Linked DNA regions of Homo sapiens: region 2 is linked to region 1. A link is an interaction called in ENCODE POLR2A ChIA-PET data of the cell type or tissue named here. Cell type or tissue: Caco-2. All regions are shown on one strand. Each heading gives the region's core, and the rest is flanking DNA. Links, peaks and the distances in the headings are about the cores only.

Region 1 (5,000 bases), core at 1-5,000:
TCTGGAGATGTGCAATGATCTCTTAGCTAGAGTGGAGCCACCACTTCGTAGTGTTTTGGAACAAACCAGTAAGTATTTTTGTGATTGAATTTGTTTGCGTATCTCAGACTGTTTGGAAATTGTTATTTATTATCTTACTTTTGCAAGCAGTGATAGAAATTTTTATTGTATGAACTAATTCAGTGGTATATATTAAACTTTTTTTCAACCTGTATCTTCCCCCTGCCCAAAGTAATCTTTTGAAATGTCTAGGGAAATCTAATAAAAGTTTCTCCAAGAAACTGAATTCAGACTGAAAGTTGGATATAAGCCTCACAATTATTTAATGGTGGTAAAAATTGTCTTTTGCGATGCTGATATGGTAGTCTTATAAGCTTTTCTGTCAGTGAATTCTTCCCTAGCTGGATGAGAGCTACAGCAAAGTGGGAAGGTAGGATAACCACATACTTATTTAACAAGATGCTTTAATTTTGTCTCAGGCTAAAAGGTGACTGTTTGATTTAGGAATATATACTAATTTTCCTAAAATCTTTCTTTGACAAACCATTTACCTGGACTTCACTGTTGTGTTGATTGCTATTTCAGAGTGTTGGGATATACTGTCAGCTTGGCACAGGCTTTCCTCTTTAGTGATGATGGCAAATGGGCTTATTTCCACACTGGGAAAGCCCATTTCTTTAAATAGCCCTTCTCAAGAAGTTATCAATGGTTGTTAGATAAAATGTGACCAGGAAATCAGGTGATATTAAGAAGTATTTTATGAGCAATAGCAGATCCTTTGATACACACCTTCTTTCTGATACGAAGAAACTGTACCTGTAGTTTATTTTTTATTTTATTTTTATTTTTTGAGATGGGAGTCTTGCTCTGTCACCCAGGCTGGAGTGCAGTGGTTCAATCTCAGCTCACTGCAACCTCCACCTCCTGGGTTAAAGCAATTCTCCTGCCTCAGCCTCCTGAGTAGCTGGGATTACAGGCATGCGCCACTACTTCTGGCTAATTTTTGTATTTTTAGTGGAGACGGGGTTTTACCATGTTGGTCAGGCTGGTTTTGAACTCCTGACCTCAGGTGATCCGCCCACTTCGGCCTCCTAAAGTACTGGGATTACAAGCATGAGCCACCATGCCTGGCCTCTACCTGTGTTTTAACGTGGACTATGTTTATGCCTTGGATTAGAACACTGGAGTAGCTGGATGTGATTCTTCTTTTTTTTCCTTTAATGTCAGGTCAGAATAACTCAGTGGTTTGAGGCCCTCTTATTTTCCTGATGGCTAGCGTGTTTGAATGTTTGGTCTGTTGATGTTTTAACACTTGTTTGTGTGAGATTGTGTGAGAAATTCAGGACCTGTACACTGCAGTACATTTGAGGATTCCTGGCCCTCACCTCCTAAATCCCACTAGCTACCCTTCCCCCATTATTTTGAGAATTAAAACACCTACTTGTTTCCAGATGCCACCTGCCTCTGTGAGTGTGGGCATGAGTATGTGTGTGTTGCGGAGGTGGGTGAGGGAGTTGGAGGAGTTTTGTTACACATCTGAGTTATTTCATCATGGTAAGATGTTATTGTTCTTTCATTTCATTAAAAAAATCTGTCTAATTCTTTAAAAATAGAGTTAAAGAAAGAAGATATTTATGCAGTGGAGATAGTTGGTGGTGCTACACGAATCCCTGCGGTAAAAGAGAAGATCAGCAAATTTTTCGGTAAAGAACTTAGTACAACATTAAATGCTGATGAAGCTGTCACTCGAGGCTGTGCATTGCAGGTGAATATTCTTTCTTTTATAGGTAACCATTTATAAATCATTGTAACAAGATGGCAGTGGTTTATGTATCTAATAACCTGGGATTAGCTCAGGGTGACTTCAGGGTGTTGAGATTCCAAAACCTTTGTTTTAAAATAGAGGTGATGTTCCTAAAAATAATTGTACTCTATAGCACATAAGATGAATTAATTGACTAGAAACATAGGTAACTCTGAGCCTGAAGTATGACTGGAAGTTTGGCCTGTTATGTATGTCTGTATGAAATAGTGTACATTAATTAAATAAGGGTTGGGGTTAATAGAAAAATAAGGAATAGCTAGATTATATAGGTAATTGACATGATAGAAGTTTGTAAAACTGTTCAGACACCATTAAATTACTAATATAAATATTTTAAAAAGACCATTGATTTTCTGAAGTAATTTGTATGTTTAAGTGATATTATCAGTTTATATTGTCTATACTTGTTAAACGGAATTTTTGAAAATTATTATTCTAGTGTGCCATCTTATCGCCTGCTTTCAAAGTCAGAGAATTTTCTATCACTGATGTAGTACCATATCCAATATCTCTGAGATGGAATTCTCCAGCTGAAGAAGGGTCAAGGTATCATGTTTATTAATCATTTACATATCTAAAGTTAATTGACTATTAGGTCTGAGTAATATGTTGCTTTTCATTTCAGTTTACATAAATCTGTAACATTTTATCATAGTGCATGAAGGAAGTGGTCATTTATTTTAGTCAGAATAAATTTGTGTCCTTAATTAGTTTCTCACACTTGATTCTGCTGAAATCATCAGTGCCTTTTATGTGCAGATTGACGTATATTCCTTTTTTACTGACTTTATATATAAAGATTCTTGGGAACTCTTATAATCTGGAAATAATACCAATTGAAAAGAGAGAGAAACTAACACTGTACAATAATTACAAACCTAGAACACATGGGTAAAAGTGTTAGGAATATCCTGAATTTGTGTTTTTGTCTTTTTCCTCCATTCAGTGACTGTGAAGTCTTTTCCAAAAATCATGCTGCTCCTTTCTCTAAAGTTCTTACATTTTATAGAAAGGAACCTTTCACTCTTGAGGCCTACTACAGCTCTCCTCAGGATTTGCCCTATCCAGATCCTGCTATAGGTAAGTAAAGAGTTGGAAATTAAAAAAGAAAAAAAAAAAAAAGCACAGTGGCTCACAACTGTAATCCCAACACTTTGAAAGGCTAAGGTGGGAGGATCACTTGAGCTGAGGAGTTCGAGATCAGCCTGGGCAACATAGTGGGACCCTGTCTCCATTTAAACAACAACAAAAAAAAGCTTATCTACTTGGAGAGTTCGCATAGTAGAAAGAACAAGTATGGTATTCTGAAATTTAGGGGCTTTAGATTGCAAAAGAAAACCTCTTCCAGTCTCGTTAGCAGGTTTAGAACCAGCCAAATGGCTGTTATTTAATTGGATCTCCCATTGTATCGGCAGTTTTTCTTGGTTAGCGCACATTGTAATTATAACTTATGTATAAGGTGGTGCTATATACTATAAGGAGTTAACGAAATTCAGTTTGGACCCTAACATACAGTTATAAGATGTATATAGAAAATAGCCAGGTGCGGTGGCTCACGCCTGTAATCCCAGCACTTTGGGAGGCCAAGGCGGGCAGGTCAGGAGATCGAGACCATCCTGGCTAACATGGTGAAACCCCGTCTCTACTAAAAAAATACAAAAAAAAATTAGCCAGGTGTGGTGGCGGGCGCCTGTAATCCCAGCTACTTGGGAGGCTGAGGCAGGAGACTGGCGTGAACTCGGTAGGCAGAGCTTGCAGTGAGCTGAGATCACGCCACTGCACTCCAGCCTAGGCGACAGAGCGAGACTCTGTCTCAAAAAAAAAAAAAAAAAAAAAAAAAGGATGTATATAGAAAATCATTAGGAGATGGTGATACAATATCAAAACATACTAGGTTTCAGAACCGTGTTATCTAGAGTAGTTATAGACTCTGGGAAACTCTTATCTGGAAATAATACTAGTTGAGAAGAGATAGAAACTAGTTATAGTATAAAGACCTAGAATATATGGGTAAAGAAATTAGGAGTATCCTGAATGGCATTTAGAAGCTGTGGAAAGTTAACCTATTCTTTTTTCCCCATCTGTAAATCTGTAAAACCAGGAATAACAATGATAATTCATACTTTGCAGAGTTCTGGGAATGAAGAAAATGTAAATAAAAACCTTGTACAGTCACTGGACCTAGAAATGGCAATTTACTGATAAACGACAAGCAGAGTGGAATCATTTTTTTTTTCTGTTTTGTTTTTTGAGTAGAGAATGTGACAAATCTGTTTTAGGAATTAATCTGAAAGTAGCATATAAAGATAAATGGAAATAAGAAATTGGAAGAAAGGAAAGAATCGGGAGATATTTGAGTTCTTAATTGGGGCAGGATAAGATAATAAGAGACTGTGAAAGAAGAAAGAGAAATCTGATGATTTAATAAGATTCTAAAAGGACCGATTTTGCTTATTTTAAGCATCATGTTACTGAGCTATCATTGAAAGTAGACATAATCTAGCAATGTAGGCATATATTCATGCTTGAATTCATCCTCTTAGGTTATGTGTTCTTTTGTCTCTCGTATGTCCCTAGCTCAGTTTTCAGTTCAGAAAGTCACTCCTCAGTCTGATGGCTCCAGTTCAAAAGTGAAAGTCAAAGTTCGAGTAAATGTCCATGGCATTTTCAGTGTGTCCAGTGCATCTTTAGTGGAGGTTCACAAGTCTGAGGAAAATGAGGAGCCAATGGAAACAGATCAGAATGCAAAGGAGGAAGAGGTAATCTAGACATTGTATACCACTTGTGATGGCCCAGAGGTGACTTGTCTAGAAATTGTAGCAAGCAGACTTGGTGGCAAGGCCGGAGCATTGTGACAGAGCTGCTGAGTGAGAGTGGGTTTGTATGTTTGCCCTTCCCCCAATATAAGTGAACCAGCAGTAGATTTTTATGCAGAATTTGTATAGAAGTGGAACACAAGTTGATTTCTTCTTTCAGATCATACACTTCTCAACTTGAGTTATTCCTGATTCTGGTTGTTGAAGAGTGCTCTGAGTCTCAGTTAATTATTTTCAAAAGTAGAATTGATTGTACACTCATTTGTTGGAATTATGCACTGGGTCTTGTCTTCATTGTGCATCAGAATCAAAGCTTTACAAAACTACAAATTACCTATGATTCCAGCACTTTGGGAGGC
Region 2 (16,739 bases), core at 5,531-10,530, 320 kb before region 1:
AGGAGGAGCTAGAAATTAGGAATTGAGAGATAGAAAATGAGCAGAGAAGAGGCTGAGATGGGAAGGGAGGTTCCCTGGAGCGAAGGGGAACAAACACTATCGGGAGCGGGAGGGGCTGACAATGAGAATGATTCAGCTGCAAGCAAGGGGCTCAGGGTCAGACCCAGGGCACAGGACTCTGGAGAATGAGCCCAGAGCATTGGGGGCCACTGGAGCAGGAGGAACAGACGCAAGACAGAGAGAGGACCGAGCCAATGGGGGGCCACCCACAAGCCCCCGACCAGGTCCCTGAGGACCATGGTGTTCAGGCATGAGGCAGCCACCACATCGCATCGCAGCAGAAGACTATGGAGCCTGTGACAGCAGGTGGGGACAGGGATACCTTGCTGTCTAGTTTCTTCATGGTCACTAGATCTAGAGACTTCAGGGAGTGCCCTGTGGGCGTGATGAAGTAGAGGCAAACGTGGATCCTTGTGTCATGGTAGTCGAAGAGCGAGCGGCGGATCTTCAGCTCCTCCTGCAGATAATTTTCAAACTGCGCATCGATGTAGTCAACTATGGGCCTGTAACTACAGACAGCTCCATCACCCAGGAGGCTGCCAGCTGAGATCAGGGGCTTGGGGCTTGGGGGGCTCAGGGCTCGGGGCCAAGCCAGGCTGCCCCCTGGCCTTTTCTTTCTGGGAACAGCTTCTGCCTGAGATCCCTGACTGGATACAGGCAGCTGACCCCTTCTCCAGACACCTAAAGGAGTAACTGGTCTGTTGGTGACCACAGAGCCTCAGATATTCCCCAAGAGGCCCTCCCTGGCCCCCTGCAGTGTGAGGGCTGGGCTACTGTTATAGGGGCCAATGTAGGTGGGGTGGGAGGAGGCTGGGTGGGGCCGCCCTTCCCGCCTCTTGCCTCTCATCCTTATTGATCTGATCCCCAAAGCCCACGGCATCCACAATGGTCAGCTTGAGCTGCACGTTGCTCTCCTGGAGGTCATAGGTCTGGGGCCGCAGGCGCACGCATGCCTCATGGTGACTGGCTTCCTCAGTCTCGAAGGTCGTGTTGAAGAGTGTGTTCATCAGTGTGGATTTGCCAATGCCGGTCTCCCCTGGGCAGTGAGGACAGGAGGGGAAGAAGTGGGTGTCATAGGCTGGAAATGGGCTGTCCTTGACTGGTGGCTAGGCCAGGCAGGGCTCAGGCATCCATGGCCCCTGGATAAGAGAAAGGGGCAGGCCGCCCACCCCATCCCTCATCACCCCCATTCCCCAGGAACTATCTTTTCCTGTGGCCTCAGAAATAACCTGTGGAAGGAAGAGCCAAAAGGTGAACTTGGACAGAAGACATAGCTGTGTGTGATATGTGATGTATTTCCTCAGGGAGCAGGGAAGAGACAGAGCCAGGCAGCTGTGTAGACACCACTGCAGACCCAATCACCTCACACATAACCTGCTCTACACAACACCCCTCCTGGGACCAGGGTGGTCATGGGACCAAGAGGGCCAGGGTCTAAAGCCACCAGTGGCTCAACCCATGCGCCCCGGACAGCCCTAGCTCCACATGGCTTTAGCTGGGGGAACTCAGGATGGGCTGCTTCCCGAAGGACACCTGCAGAGGGACCAGAAGAGCACTTTGTGTCCTTCTGGGAGTCCCAGGGAACCTCCGAGAGCCTCTCTGCTTGGGGCTGTTATTTGTTCACATGCGTGCTGGAGCACTTACCATAGGATATGGTGATGAGGGGCAGAGCTGTTTACCATAACGTCCTTGACACAGGGTGGGAAGCAGTAAATGAGTACATGTTTTTTAAATGAACAAACAAATGAATAAATGAACCTAAATCTCTGTGATAAACACCCACAGTTTACAAAGCACTTTCATGTGCCCGATCCAGTTTACTCTTCATGACAATGCTGTGTCAGGCCCTGGCTCTAACTCTATCCTTGACTCTGGCAGAGACACCAACCAAATCCTCGTCCTGACACCCCCAAAGTTTCACTCTGCCTGGGAAGCCCCCTTGCAGCTCAACAGGGGGCCAGAAGCACCCCCTCTCCCAGGAGGTTCTCACCCACCCTCTGTCTGAGGCCAGGCCCTGACACTCACCCACACAGAGGATGTTGAAGCTGAAGCCCTGAGTGACCGACTTGCTGACCAGCTGGTCGGGGAGGCTGTCGAAACCCACATGGCCGCCCAGGGAGAGGCTCCGGGGCTCTGGCTCTGCATTCTGCCAAGAGAGAAATAAAGCAAGACATGAGCCCACTGGGGAAGAAAGGTCAAGCTGCGGGGTGGGCGCTAAATCTGAGTTAAAACAGTGAAGCAGCCCCACCCGATGTCTGAATTCTCAACAAATCTCAGACACACCCTGAGTACACCCGAGCACCAACTCCAGGCCAAGTTTCCCCAGAGGGAGCCCGATGCCCCCAGGGGGAAAGGCCCTTCCACTCTGTAGCTTTGCTCCACCTGGGATGGCCAGGGATGCCTGGGCTGAGGGCTCCATGTCTCCTGGCATAGGTGGCCCCAGGGGCTGTGGTTGCTACCCATAAGGGCCCACCTGTTTTCCTACTCAGGAGGAGGCCCCAGATGGTCCCAGAGGACCAGATTGGAAAGTGTGTCTGTTCCTGCAGCCAGCTCTAGGAGACGGGGGATGCTGCCCCTGCCTAGTCCTCCCAGGCCCTCCCACTGATGCAGGACTCAAGTAGGGCCACGTCTGGTCCAAACCCCTCACAAGCATGCTCCCTCAGAGGAGCCTTCTCTATCAGCTGGGCTCGTAGCCCTCCATGTTCACCCCTGCTCCTCACACACCCACGTGTGGGACTCATGCATGGACCCTGCTAAAGGAGCCGGCCCTCACTCACACAACCCCCCCGTGGGGCTCAGGGGTGGGTTTCAAAGGGACTGAGACTCTGAGGCCTCCTCCCTTCTGCCTCAGTGGTATTCTCTAGAGACCCCCAGCTCCTGGCTCCTGACTCCTGCCACCCTTCCACCCCCATCTCAGCCCTGGTTGTCTAGACAGAAGGTTCCGGGTAAGAATGTGGAGGCCTGGCCTTAGCAGAGGGCTGAGCGGCAGGCCCCGAGTGAGCTGGGGCCACTGGAGGTGGCCCACCGCTCTATAAAAAGAAACCACGAGGACCCAAAGCAGAGGGTCATGGTCACACTCCAACTTGTGTGGCTGGTTTCTCTGACTCCCTGGAATGGGGTAAAATGCTGCCCGAGGGAAGGTTCCCAGGTTCAGCCCCTCTGGAGGGCAGACCTTAGGCAGCTCCATGTTGTGCAGAGTCATGCCTCCTCCATTCCTGAGCCCCACTGCCCTGAGACAGCTAGAAAGAGGAAGGAGAGGAAGGGGCAGCGGATTCAGAGTCTCTCCTGCCCATAGCCGCAGGGTGGTGAAGCAGGTCCAGCTAAGGACAGCCCAGGAGATAGGGCCAGTGGCAGCCCTTGTGCAGATGTGGATACAGGCTCGGGGTCAGGAACCGACAGGGGGCCCTGACTCCTGCCCCACAGAAGCATCTCCTCAGCACCTGAGCAGCTGACCTGTGCCACAGCCCACTGCCTTGGCCTGAACCCCTCTGGCCATCCTTCCCTCCCAACCAGAGAACCTTGGCACTCAAACCCAACCTTCTGCACAACTGATGTCTACCTCCCCACAGCAGCCTTGCATCAACGACTCCCAAGTGTGGGTGCTGGCAACCTAGACCCCACATGGCCCCTCTGGGCAGTTGTACCATCCCCTCAAACAAGTCAGGGCTACCCCTAAACCTGCTTTCTCCCATGACTCTCTCTCAACGGAGCCTCTTTTCTTATAGCTGACCCTTTCTCCCCATCACCTAGCCCCAAAGCATCATGTCCCAATCTCCCCACTCAAGCCCAGATCTCCTTAGGGCTGCAAACATAATTGGACAAGGAGGTCCCAAAGGCAGTTTCCTCTCATTGGTGCCCACATAAAAGTAGTTAATGAAGCCTAGGAGGTGCTGGGTCAGGTCCAAAGCCCTTAGCATGGTGTTCCAGGCCTTCCTCACTGGCCTGGTTCCAGCCCAGCTGGTAACTCTGAGCTCTCTTTTCAAACTCTGCCCCTCCCCTCGGCTCTACAGCTACTCTACTTTTCCCTTGGCACCCACTCTCACCTGGCCCCCAAGCACTTACGTTCCAGACCCCTCACTTGGCAGTTATCCTGTTTCCTAGTACTACTGGTTATCCTTTTTTAATGCATCTTGATTCTCCACCTATTCTATAAGCTTCTAGATGTCGGCTGCAGGTTGGGGAGGTCAGGTTTTCTGTTCTTCCTTCCCTCCCATTACTATGCCCAACATGCTGGACAATGCTACCATTTATAAGTTACTGAACACAGCCTCCAACTGCTACGGCATCAGAGCACCTGCCCACCTTACACAGGGCTTCATTATTTAGTCTCTGTTCCACCTCCTTGTGTCGGCTTGAGGATCAAATGGAGGACACAGTCGGTCTAGAGCTTTTTTCTTTTCAGGCAAGACTGAAAATCTCCAAAATTTAAGGCGTGCTGTGCTTGCAGAGAAGGCTATGTGTTTATTCATCCTCTTCTTCCAAGGGGTGACACAATCAGGATGCAATCCAACATCCTGTAGTCTGCCGCCAAACCCCACCAAGTCAGCTGTGTCTGGAAACCACACACACACACACACACACACACACACACACACACACACACGCAGCCGCAGAGCACTTACTGAGAAGCAGAGGCCATTCCATTCCTGTTTTCCCCCACTTTCTTACAGTTCTAGGCCCCAGAGGCTAAGTGTAGCACTGGGGGTTCTTGGGGTGGGTCTCACATAAACCACCTATCCACACACAGCAACTGCAGAGTGGCCTCCTCTCACACAGCTTGGCTCTCTCTGTGGAAGTGTGGGGTACAGGGAGGTCATCATCCCTAAGTTGTTACCCAGGCTACACTCTGTTATCGCAGGGGCCACACATCTGGGGCAATACCTGTTTAGGAGCCCCGGGGACCAGTCAGGGGTATGAGTCTATGGAGCATGCATGCACACACACACGTACACACACAGAATGGCCACTGGCCCTGATGGAGGCAGTGTTGTTACCTGGTCCCAGGAGACTGATCTGACCTCCAGGCTTTACCGAGGGGTAACTCTCACTAATGCCAACTCCCTGATCATAGATTTGGCATCGACATGTGATCTAAGTTGCATTGCTCACTCCAGGGTGCCTGCTCCAGGCATCTCTACCAACCTGAGTGGGGTTACAACCTAGGAGGAACCAGCAGCCCCTGAAGGACCTCCTGCACATCTCAGCTACCATGACTCAGAAATAAAGTCAGGTGACCCAGTGGCTACCAGCCCTGCAATTTGGTGGGTGAGACCACAGCTCCAACTCCCAGGGTGGGAGCCCATCAGCGTGATGCCATGATCGGTGCAAGTACAGGCAAGTGACGCAGGTTGAGCCTTTATGACCATCTTGAGACCATTAGGGGAGCTAGCCTAAGGCTGCAGTCTACTCACAGGATGGCAGAGCCAAGAAAATCACAGAGAAAAGAGGGAGCCAGAGTCTGCCCTATCTCTGGGCTTTTCCCCTTCCCCCTGGCCATATCCTCTTTATTGCTGAGGCTAGTTGAGTGGTATTATCTATTACTTGCAACTGAAACATCTTCGGTGCCATAGGATCCAAAGTAAAACTCTTTGGATGCAGAGGAACAGGGAGAAAGCGAGGAGAGCCAGGAAAGGAGGGACAGTGTGGAAGGTAAAACATCTCAGTATTCACAACCAAAGGAAGGAAGGGACGTCTGGGATGATACCAACACCTCACTGAGGACCACCATGTGTGAACTAAGCCAAGTGATTTACACCCAGGCTCTCACTTGGTCCTTCCTCACTGTGGATGACAGACTCCATGATTATCCCCATTTTACAGGGGAGGAAACTGAAGCACACAGAAGCTAGGGAACTAACCAGGGCAGAGCAGGGACCTGAGAACAGACCAAGCTCTTGTCCCAAACCACTCTGCTACATTGCCTCCCCTGTTCTTAGCAGGCTTCCAACTCATTCATTCAGTCACTCAACACACACGCACTGGACATGTCTGCTGTGTGCCAGGAACTGAGATGGCTGCCAGTGAAAAGATGAGGACATCAGATCCTTGACCTCAGAGGGCTAAGCCTAAACTCAAATGCCTTTAGAAGCCAGGCAGGTAACATATATAGGTGAAGGGGAGCAGCACCTTAATAACAATGGCAACAACAACAGACATAACTAACATGTATTGCATGCTTGCTTTGCGCAACCCTAATTTAATCTAATTTAGTCCACACATCAGCCCTATGACATAGGCCGTAGCAGCCTCCCCATTGTCTAGATGAGACAATAGAGGCATCAAGAGAGTGTGTAATTTGCCCAAGACCACACTGCTCAGGAGAGCAAAGCCAGGATCTGAATGGAGACAACATGACTGTGAAACCCACACTTCTAGTCACATCACTCCCCGCCTGCTGGATGAAAGACAGCCACTAACTTGGCCAAGCGTGGGGGTTCCCGGGGAGAGGTGGGAATGGCAGAGAACTGGAGAGCCTGTGCTTATGCTCAATCCATGGTGGCCACAGTTCCACAACGCCAGCCAACTGTGGGAACACAGATCTAGTGTTGCCAAATCTTCCCGTTTTTAAAGAGAACCCAAAAATCTCTCTCTATATATACATATATATATATATATATATATATATATATATATATATATACACACACATATATATATATGTGTGTGTGTGTGTGTGTGTGTATATATATATATATATGTATATATGTATATATATATGTATATATGTATATATATATATATGTATATATGTGTATGTGTGTGTATATATATATATATATATATGTATATATGTATATATATGTATGTATGTATTTTTTGAGACACAGTCTGGCTCTGTCACCCAGGCTGGAGTGGTGTGATCTCAGCTCACTGTAACCTCCGCCTCCTAGGTACAAGCAATTCTCATGCCTCAGACTCCCCAGTAGCTGGGATTACAGGCACGCAACCACCACGCCTGGCTGATTTTTGTATTTTTAGTAGAGACGGGGTTTCACTATGTTGGCCAGGTCGGTCTTGAACTCCTGACCTCAGGTGATCCACCTGCGTTGGCCTCCCAAAGTGCTGGGATTACAGGTGTGAGCCACCATGCCTGGCCCAGAAATCTATATTTTTATGTGAAATTCTGTAATTTTTAAAGATTGACAACCAATACAAACTGAGAATACCATGAGGGCCCAATACAACATGTCAGGGGGCTGGTGTGGGCCAAAGGCCTGCTGGTCTGTAAGCTGGCTCTGGTGGGAGGGTGAGCTGGACGGACCCTGCAGCCAGGCTCCATTCTCAAGTCAGGAAGCCCCATGGCAGACTGCTCTGTGGGGAGGAGCCTTCAGGCAGGACAACTTAACTTGGACCCCAGAGAGAGGTGGACCCAAAGCCTCTGGCTCATTCCACACACCCAGCTCCCTGAGGTGCTCACACAGGGGTGAGCGTTGTATATGTCTTCAAAGTCCCAGGATAGAGGGAGTTGGCAGCTCTGAGCTCTACATATGCAATGAGAAACTCCATGGGGCCATTATCCCCTCTCTAATCACTAACAAGCTTTTGGCTCCTGAGCCAGGCCCCAGGCTTCTGTGTCATCATTTCTTTGGCACATCAAAGACAACAACCAAAACAATAACTTCTCAGGCCGGCTGCGTGCCTCCATGCCCGGCCGTCCAAGACAAAGTAGAGAACAGCATTTTGTTACGCAGCCCAGTGGATAACTAGGACGCCCTTTTCCTGATAGGAAATGCTCTGTCTGAGCCTCCTAGAGCAGCCCTCATCACCAGCCAAGAGGAGCTGTCCCTTTTACCATGAAACAAGGTGGGATCTGGGAAGAAACTGCATCTCATGGTTGCCAACACACAAAAACAGGTTTTTATCCAGAAGGAACTGGAAATCTACTGAATCTCTAAACCAACAGAGCCGGGGAAGCTGTGGGTAAATAAAGACCCCTGTGATCCAAACCCCCAAACTAGGCTGGTTGTTGCAGTGGGAGTAGAAAGGATACCCCACCATAGGTGGATTGGCTACCGAGTAATGGACAAAGAGCAGCCCCCAGACCTCAGGCCTTCCAGAGTTCTCCAGTGCCTTGGACTTTGGATGCTTTTCTTCCTCTGGGCTCCCATGCCTAGCACCCACTCACCTGTACACCCAGTCAGGCAGACAGGAAGCCCACTCCCCAGGGGAGCTCCAGCCCTGGGGGTGGCCCTATTAAGTAACTGAGCAATGGACTCAGGAGTCAATGGACCACTGGAAGCTTTCTCCACCCATGTTCCTGGCACAAACTATGCTAGCCCCGGCTCCAGCTCCTCCCAGGAGCCTGGGCCTTAAATAGCCAGAGCAGAGGCCTCTAGCCAGAACCCGTGGTCGCGGTCATAAGCACAACTGTCCTTGAGCCTGAGAGGAATCCTAGGAATTTTCCCAGGAAAGGCTTCGGCTCTGGTCCCAGGATTCCACAGCAAGCCTCTAAGCCCAGGTCAGAGGTTACGGGAAATAACCAAGGAGACATACGTGGGAGGGTGGGGGTGGGATGCTGCTACCCGGGGCCAGGAAGGAAGAATAGAGGCAGGATATACCTGTCCCAAATCAAGAGGACACCTGGGAGCCAAAGCATCTTTCTCCTACAGTGGCAACAGAAAACTTGAGAGAAGATTCAAGCAAGGATCACCCGCCATGGTCCCAACATGACGGCAGTCAAGGTAACAGGAAGCCAATCATCCTCACAAGGCCAGTCCTACTCCACCCATCCTGGGAAGAGAAGGAATTTTGGGAGCAAAACCATCCCCTGACCCCAATACTCCATTCTCTCTGTTTCTCTGTCTCACTAAGAGGCACTGTCTTTCCTTTCTGCACACAGCCAGCCAGGCTGGAGCTTATTAATTTGGGATAGTGTGTTTCAAGCTTTTCCCATCAAAATCAGATTTCCAGGAAGCTAAGAGCACAGTTACTGGTAGCTGGGCCAGTACTCGCCACCCCAACCCCCAGGCCTAGGACAGACACATTCTTGGCCTTTATTGTGCTGCCTGAGAGGGAGTGGTCTATCCCACCACAGAGGAGATGGGGAAGGTGCTCTGGGCTGCAGAATGTACTAGAACTCCAGGCATTCATATTTTCTTACTTAGCTCAGGGACTCCAGTGGCAGCCACCACTGCCTTGTAACAGGGAAAGCCACGAGTGGTCTGGGTATCACTGGCAGGAGAAGGCAGCCTCTGTTTCACAGCAAATGAAACCCTTGGAGGGAGAATGTGGGCAGCAAAGGTGCCCCGCCTTCTGTCCAACCCCACGATGGATGCCAGTGCTGGAAAGGGACGGAGGAATGCATGGGCACCAATACGGGTTGGCAGAGGTATGGGGGTGGCACTGCTATACTTCTCTGCTGCTTGTCCATTCACTCCAACACCAGGCAGAATGTCAGGTTTGTACCCAGGCCCAAGAGCCATGTCTGGCAAGTGGGCTTGGGTCCATACCCACAGCCCCTCCTGAACCCCAAGCATCAGGCAGCCCAAGCCCTGGAGCCCCCTCAGAAAACAGCCAGCCACCTGCCAGCAGACATGGGCCCCTGTACCTTCCTCTGCTGGTTCTGTCCCTCTAATCTGACCTCTAGGATAGGGAACACCTGAAAGCCGTGTATCCTGAGGAGAATATCTAATTTGCCCCAAGAACATGTAGGGCAACTGCACGCAGAGCCAAGATGCCCCCTGCCCCGTCCTCCGCTGCCTCTTCCCAGCCAGTTCTTTCAGGAGCTCTGAAGGTTCAGATGGCTCCAAAAGAAGCCAACAGAGTGCCCCAGCTCTACCACAAGGGCATGGAGACCTTGGGAGGGCGTCTCCTCCCCAGGCAGATGTGTCTCCCTCCTGCATGCATAGCTCTGCATCTGGTTATCTGGCAAAGCTTTTGCCTTGGGGGCCATGCCTGGGGATCCTGAAACCCAAGCTGGCAGCACAGAGGCAGGAAGGCTGGGGAGGCTGCAAGGGACACACAGAGGCCAGCTGGCCCTCAGGCCCTTTGCTCTACCATCCTGCAGCTGCTCGCCTCTGGTAGCTGGACTTGAGCCACAGAGACATTCGTGGTAGTTACTGCCCCAAATATAATATATGCTTCCACCTAGCCCATCCGAGGGCTCAAAACGCCAAGGTATCCACCCTCTCTGTCATCTCTGGTATTGGAATTTGGATCTTGTTCCCCCTACCTTTGCTAGCCAATGACCAAAGTCTGCATCCTCACCCAACCTTGGGCTGTTGGCATCAACAAGATAATGCGCTCAAAGCACCCACTGCCCTCCTTGCCATCCAAGGTTTTTGACACAAGTCAGACCCTGGGTTCCCAGGCTCCATCCAGTCTCCCTCCTCCTTGGCCCTGAGCTTGGTCTCCTCCTTGCCATCCTCTCTGTTCCTATCATGGTCAGTCTTTTAGCATGTGCTCCCTGGAATGACCAATGCTTTCCATCAGCCCCGCAGCTCTGACCCACTGCAATCAAGACCCCAAGGAGACCTTCCTAAGGTGGGCACACATAGCATGGTCTGATGCCCAAGAGAGAGGGAGGGCAGGCAGACTCACCTCCTGGGGGAGAGGGCAGAGCTGCAGCTCTGCAGGTGGTGCTCACATGTGCCCTGGGAGCTGCACGGGCATCTCTTGCTCAGCTCCCGTTTTTCTTCGGCATGGCTCAGCAAGGAGGCTACTGGCCGTTTTTACAAGATGGGGAGATATCACTCTGACAGAGACCTTGAGCCTCATTTGGGTGCGGGCTCTCAATTCCTGCTTCAGGAGGGACTAGGTACTCCCTGAAGAGCCCGCTTCTTGGGGAAGTATCAAGATTGCAGGGGTGACAACGGAAGTGACAGATGGTGCTGGGGATAAAGCAGAGATGGGGGTAAGTGACTGGCTGGGAAGAACGCCAGTGTGAGGCTGTGTGCTGCACGTTTCTTCCTCTCCCCCTCAGCTTCACTTTCCCCAAGCCCTAAAGGGTTGCTCACCACGGGGTCTGAACCTGTGAGATTCTGGCAGGAGAAAACACCGGAGCTGGCCCTCGGGGAAGAAAGGGCTGAGCCCCAGAGTCAAGGTTCCAGTTAGGAGGAGGGGCACAGCAAGAGTGGACAGGAATCTGGCTGCCCGAGGAAGGCAAGAGGCAACACACCCTCCTCAGAGGGCTGCTCCACACACCCACACACAGGGGATGCCAACCCTTACCCCAATACTGATCTAGGGTGGAGCAGAGCCCAGTCAGGATGCCAAGGCTGTTGGCCTGTGGTGTGTACACCATGCTATGTGAGGACACAGGAACCCAGCACACATCCATCTCAAAGTACAACTCTGTATGCCGTCTAAGCTCCAGGTCAGGACAATTCTCAGGCCTGCAGGGCTAGACTGACCACTGAGCTGGCCAGAGGGACAGTGTAGACCTGTCATGGCTCCATCACATCCTGGGGCTTGCGAGACACCTCAGCATATTTCCAAACATGCCACGGACTGCAATTAACCCTCCATAAACTCTCTGAGGAACCAGTGTGGCTCTGCCCATTTTACAGCAAGATAAAGGCAGAAATGATTTTCCCAAGATGACAAGCCAGGAAGGGTGAATGGAGTCCAGACTTAAATTCAGGCCAAACTCCACCCAAGGTCTCCACCCAAATCCAACCCTATCCAAGCCCTTCCAGGAGGCTGACAGCCCAAAGTGCAGAGGGTGTGGAAGGTGTCCATCCCTCCAGCTGAAGCTGGCATAGCAACCAAGGCCCTGCGCTCAGGCTCTACGCCCTTGCCTGAGTCAGTCCCCTCTCTGTGCCCTGGCCACCCCGCAGCTAATACCAAAACTCCTCACAGGAATGGTCCGAGAGCAAACACAGGACCCCAGGGGAAGGCTTGACCAGCCCACAGCATGGCCTCTCAGCTAACCCTCTGAGGACCATCTCTGGACGAGCAGGGATGGAAGCTCTACAGAGAGTGCCATGAACAGGGCAAATGCATCCTCTGCTCCCTTCTTACATAGGGGGCCAGTCCTCACATCCACGTGGACAATAGGTAGCATATATTATTTATTGTGTCCTTACCATGTGCCAGACACAGGGCTAAGTACCTCCCCTGGATTCTCTTGTTGAATCCTCACAATACCCCTATGAGGGAAGAAATATTTCTATCCCATTATACGCATGAGAGCACCAAGGGGTTAAATAACCTGCCCAAGGTCACATGGCCAACAAGGAGTGTCTAGGATTCCTATCAGGCTGTCTGATTCTGGTTTCTCTACATACCTCTCCCACCTGCAACATCAACTGTTAAACCTCTGGCCACAGACAAGACCCAGACATAACTTTCTGGTCAGCTGGGCACAGAAAATGCACACAGACACACATGCAGAGACACCCAGGCACTCACGGGTCTCTTGGCCTCCAGCTAATCAGCAGGTCTGTTAGGATTCAGGCACTGCCCTCCTCCGGTACATAAATTCCAATTTATAATACGGGGCGAAGTGAATCTCTGAGTAGCCCAGCCTCTGAATCTGTTCCTCATGTATTTAAACTTACTTAACTGACATACGACCCCCTCTCCAATGGGAATAAAACACCCGAGTCTAGAAATTATGAAACCAAGAGCTCCTGCTTTAGTCATGCACATTTCCAAAGTAGAATAAGAAATGTATTTTCAGATTAAATGGAAAATTTACATATATAAATTGGGATGACGGTATTTATAGCATTAATTACATAAGTCCTGGCTCCCTTATTTAGCCCCAGAACCAATTCGTTATCGTTCACATATTCAGAATTCCCCCTTCCCTCCAACAGCCCTGGGCCTCCCTCCTCCTCCTCCTCCTTCTCCCCCTCCTCCCCCTTCCAGCCGACCAGGGCCTTACATGCTGGCAAGAGGACACAGCTTCCTTCACTGTCACAGCCTAGCCTCCCAGACACACCCAGATCCAGCCTTAGACAGCAGGGGATGTCCAGATACAACCCCCCAAAGGCCTCCCTCCCGCGAGTGAATTATGAAAGCCTTTAGTAAGTTGGCTGTCGGCAGGCTCAGGCCCAGTGAGACCCCTGCAGGGACCACCAGGGACATCAACCTTCTGAGGACCTGGACTGGAGCCCAAATAAACGCCCACTGGGCTGAGTCTGGAATCCCTCCAGCTCCTGGCGAATGGCTGCCGCAGACCCGACCACTGAGGCCTGACCTGCCTGGAGTCGCACCCAGGATTCCGGCGTGGGGAGCGGGGCAGAGGGGAGCGGGGGAGGAAGGAAAAGCAGGCCAAGGGTCTTCAGGACTCAAGTCTGCAACTGTCCTGGGCTCGTGTGGGAGACTCTCTCGGATCCTGGGGCCTCCATCCTCCCCGGCTGTACCTATCCCGCAGCACCTGTGCGGCTAGGACTCTTCCCCAAGTGTGCAGAAAGAAACACCCTGGGCGATAGGGTCCGGAGTGTCCCGGACCCTCACCTGCGGCCCCGCGGGCGCCACTCTATCTTCGCACCTGCCCGGAGCCAGGCGGGTCTTTGCTCCTTCCCGCGAAAGGGGTTAGCCTTGCCTGCGCCCCAGGAAGCGACCCCGACCAGCCGCCCGGCAAGGCAGGCCGCCCGACGCTCCGGGACCCCCCGATAGCGCGGCCGAGAGCCCGCGCCGGGGTCCTCGAGCTGGCCCGGTGTCGAGGCCCGGCCGTGAGGCGCTGACAGCCCGCTTCGCGCCCCCCGCCAGCTGCAGGGCGGCCCCTCCTGCGCCCCGCGCCTCCCGCGCGCGCCGTGGCCCAGCGGGGCCCTCACCGAGAAGCGCTCCAGGTCGGTGGCCGCCATGGCGAGCTCCGCACCGGGCGGGTGGGCTGGGACGAGCGCAGGGGCAGCGACAGGGACCAGCCGGCTGCGGGACGCGCTCCGCCCGGGCGGCTGCGGCTGAATGGATCCAATATGGCCACTTCCTGGAAACTCCCCTTGGCGGCGGCGGCGGGAGAAGCCGCGGAGCCGCCCCTGCCCCCGCCCGCGGGACCGGCCTCCCCGCCCGGCCCGGCCACGAGCGCAGCCGGAGCCCCGCCGCTTGGACGGCCGGGGGTCTCCGCGGCGAGGCGGGAGGTGCCAGCTGCGGGGACTGCTGGGACTTGTAGTCCGCGCGTTGGGGGACCGGGACGGCAGTGTCGGGGGGCTCGGGGCTGGTGCCCGGCGGGCCTCTGCGTGTCCCCTGGAGCCTGGGGCCGAGCCTAGGTGAGAGTCTCCTGGGTCCGCGCGCTGGAAAGCCTTTCCCGTAAGGGGGAAGTGGGGCACGGCGTGCGCCCTAGAGATCTCCCCCACCAAGCCGTCTCCACCCGCTGGAGCCTGCAAATGTGCTGGGACCACCAACCAGAGTGTGGACAAGCTGCGGGAGACCCGTCGGATCCGGGAGAGGCCGCGGCAGCCTAGTCTGCGGGTGTCTTGGGCCCCACCTGATGCTCCGGCCGGAGCTAAGGCGGGAACCCCGGCGGGACCCGCGCGTCCGGCCAGGCGGCCTTCCCGGGCAAGGGACCAGCCTTCGGCTCCTTGTGCAACCAACGAGCAGGATGCGCAGTTTAGGCTGGGATTCCTGCAATAGAAAAGCGGAGCTCGACGGTCAAGGCGTCAGATTGCAAGTGTCCATCACCCTGCCTGTCCCAAGGGCTTGGGACAACGTCTTAATGGTTCCACCATTGTGCAAAGAGGATGACCACTCCCAGTGCGTGCACGTTCTCTCCGCTAATGTCACTGCTCAAAACGTTCAGAAAATTAACACTTACGCCAGGGTCGGAGGCCTCAGGAGGTTCTGTATCCTTCTCACTGACAATCTATACAAAAGCAGCTCCCAAATCCTCTGAAACCCCGTTTCTTTCTCTTCCCTCTGCCTTTCTCTCTGCTCTTTCTGGGAATGTGGCAAGGTTTGCCCCCTACCCCCCACTGGCCTCATCCCAGGTTGGTCCACCCTCCACACACACCCCTCACCCCAGTATGCTGAGAAGCAACCTGACCTGTTTCTCCTACTCAGAAACTTGTGCTGACTGGAGGTGCCTAAAGACCACGTTCGACTTAGCACACCTGGCTTAAGAGGAGCCCCCTCTCTGCTGTTTGACCTTGTCACCCTGATTTGGCTTTCCCCTCCTCACTCTCCCAGGCAAACTGTAGCTTGTCCCCAAGGTGGACTGACTTCCCGCTGGACCTTCCTGACAATGTTTTCACTTTGCTCCTCTCTCTATGTTGCTGTTTCCCATGCTGTATTAAAGTTATCTACAAGAAATAGAGCAGAGCAGTGGTTAGGGTAGCTGGATCTATGGCAAACCTTCCTGGTGGAATCCTGCTAGCTTTTTAACCTTAGCTAGGCAAGTTACTTAACTATGCCTCCCTTCCCTGGTCCTAAAAATGAGAACAAGTATAGCACCTATGTTACAGGATTAAATAACATAAGTAAAGGGCTTTAAGTTGTACTTAAAATATAATATTAAATAAAATCTCCCTCTCTAGACTACAAGGGCCTTAATCTCAGAGCCCAGAGAATGTGTGGTCAATACTGAATTGATCATCCTAGACTGTATCTACTGTTTCCTTTTTCTTTCCCTATAACTAACAAGAAATCACGACCAACTGCCATCCGTATGGCAGTTCTGCATTACAACTCTCTGGGACTAGCCCTAAATTATCTTCAAAATGGTCTTTTATCTCTAATCGGAAATATTTCAAAACATGTACTTCTTACAGTCCTGGCCAGTGGCTATGAGAAGGAAAAGCTCAGAGTACAGGTGACTTCCTTCTTTTGGGATATATTCACTCTGCTCTGTAGGAGTAAACAGGAGAATTTCCTCCTATTCCACAATGCCGAAATTTCTCTCATTTTATGCTGCTGCTGGTCAGAACTTATAAAAGAGTGAGAATTATCTATGAGGGCTCAAAAGGTGAATATAACGATCATTTCTCACATGGCAAAGTGTTATTTCTTATGGCAGCATTTCTGAGTGTTTCGTATACACCTAGAGGTTAGTTCATAGATTTTACCACAAAAAGATTGGTCTCACCGTCAAATAACTGGGGAATGCTGAGTTCCATACACAGACAGGGTTCTGTAGAAGTCCTCAGCTTTTGATCAGCTAATATGCATTTTCTGTGCAAAAGAAAGGGGAATATACAGCTCTACCCACACTTTGTTGCCCCTTGTCTCTACCCTGCATACATACCCAGCACCACACTGAACTTGAACATGACAAGACTTCGCTTCAGGAAATGCTGCCCTCCAGGCCTCTTGCTTGTCTTTTACTTTTGTTTATACTTTCTTTTGTCATGTAGAAGTTTAAATTTTTGATGTTGTCAAGTGTACTTGTTATTTTATTTATTATTTTTACTTTGGCTTCTAAAAATAAAGACCCTTCCCTAACTTCACAAAGATATTGTGTTTGTGAGAAAAGAATAAATTTTCTTTAAAAACTTTTTTTTAACTCCTTCACATCTAGGCAATTTGTGTATGTGTATGCCAAACCAGTTGTTTCATCTTTCCCCTCTGATGTACAATGCAAATGGTATCACAGACGACATTTCTGTATGTGTGTGCAGGTTGTGCATCAGTTAGGATTATGTTCAGCTGCTTCAACAAGATAGAAATGTCTTCCTTTCTTACATTGTCCAGGTAGGTAGTCCAGGGCTTATGTGACTCTCTACGCACACTTTCTTCTTGTTGCTTGGCCTTACGTGGTCTTGCTCTCATGGTCCAATATGGTGATATCTGCATTCCAG

What was found. ChIA-PET counts read pairs that join two places held together with the same protein. Peaks named below come from ENCODE experiments on the same cell type or tissue, not always from the same donor. Only the 100,000 strongest peaks of a DNase experiment are listed, where the experiment ranks them.
Region 2: POLR2A ChIA-PET joins it to region 1 with 5 read pairs; 3 of 35 experiments call an interaction of 5 or more read pairs at or near these places.

The regions. Positions count from the first base shown.
Region 1 is chr5:133,086,791-133,091,790 of GRCh38, forward strand. HSPA4 (heat shock protein family A (Hsp70) member 4) reads left to right here. Exons shown (of 19, transcript NM_002154.4): 8 at 1-68; 9 at 1,614-1,765; 10 at 2,265-2,371; 11 at 2,772-2,905; 12 at 4,403-4,584. Among named protein-coding and RNA genes, the nearest start is that of HSPA4, 37 kb to the left of the region's middle. In Caco-2, for the core only: no CTCF peak of the experiment used is centred there; no DNase peak of the experiment used is centred there.
Region 2 is chr5:132,763,324-132,780,062 of GRCh38, forward strand. It overlaps SEPTIN8 (septin 8), which reads right to left and starts at 13,916. Exons shown (of 10, transcript NM_001098811.2): 1 at 13,785-13,916; 2 at 2,086-2,206; 3 at 901-1,096; 4 at 383-569. The coding sequence starts at 13,814. RefSeq lists silencers at 13,687-14,096, 14,187-14,236. In Caco-2, for the core only: no CTCF peak of the experiment used is centred there; a DNase peak (open chromatin) is centred at 8,428.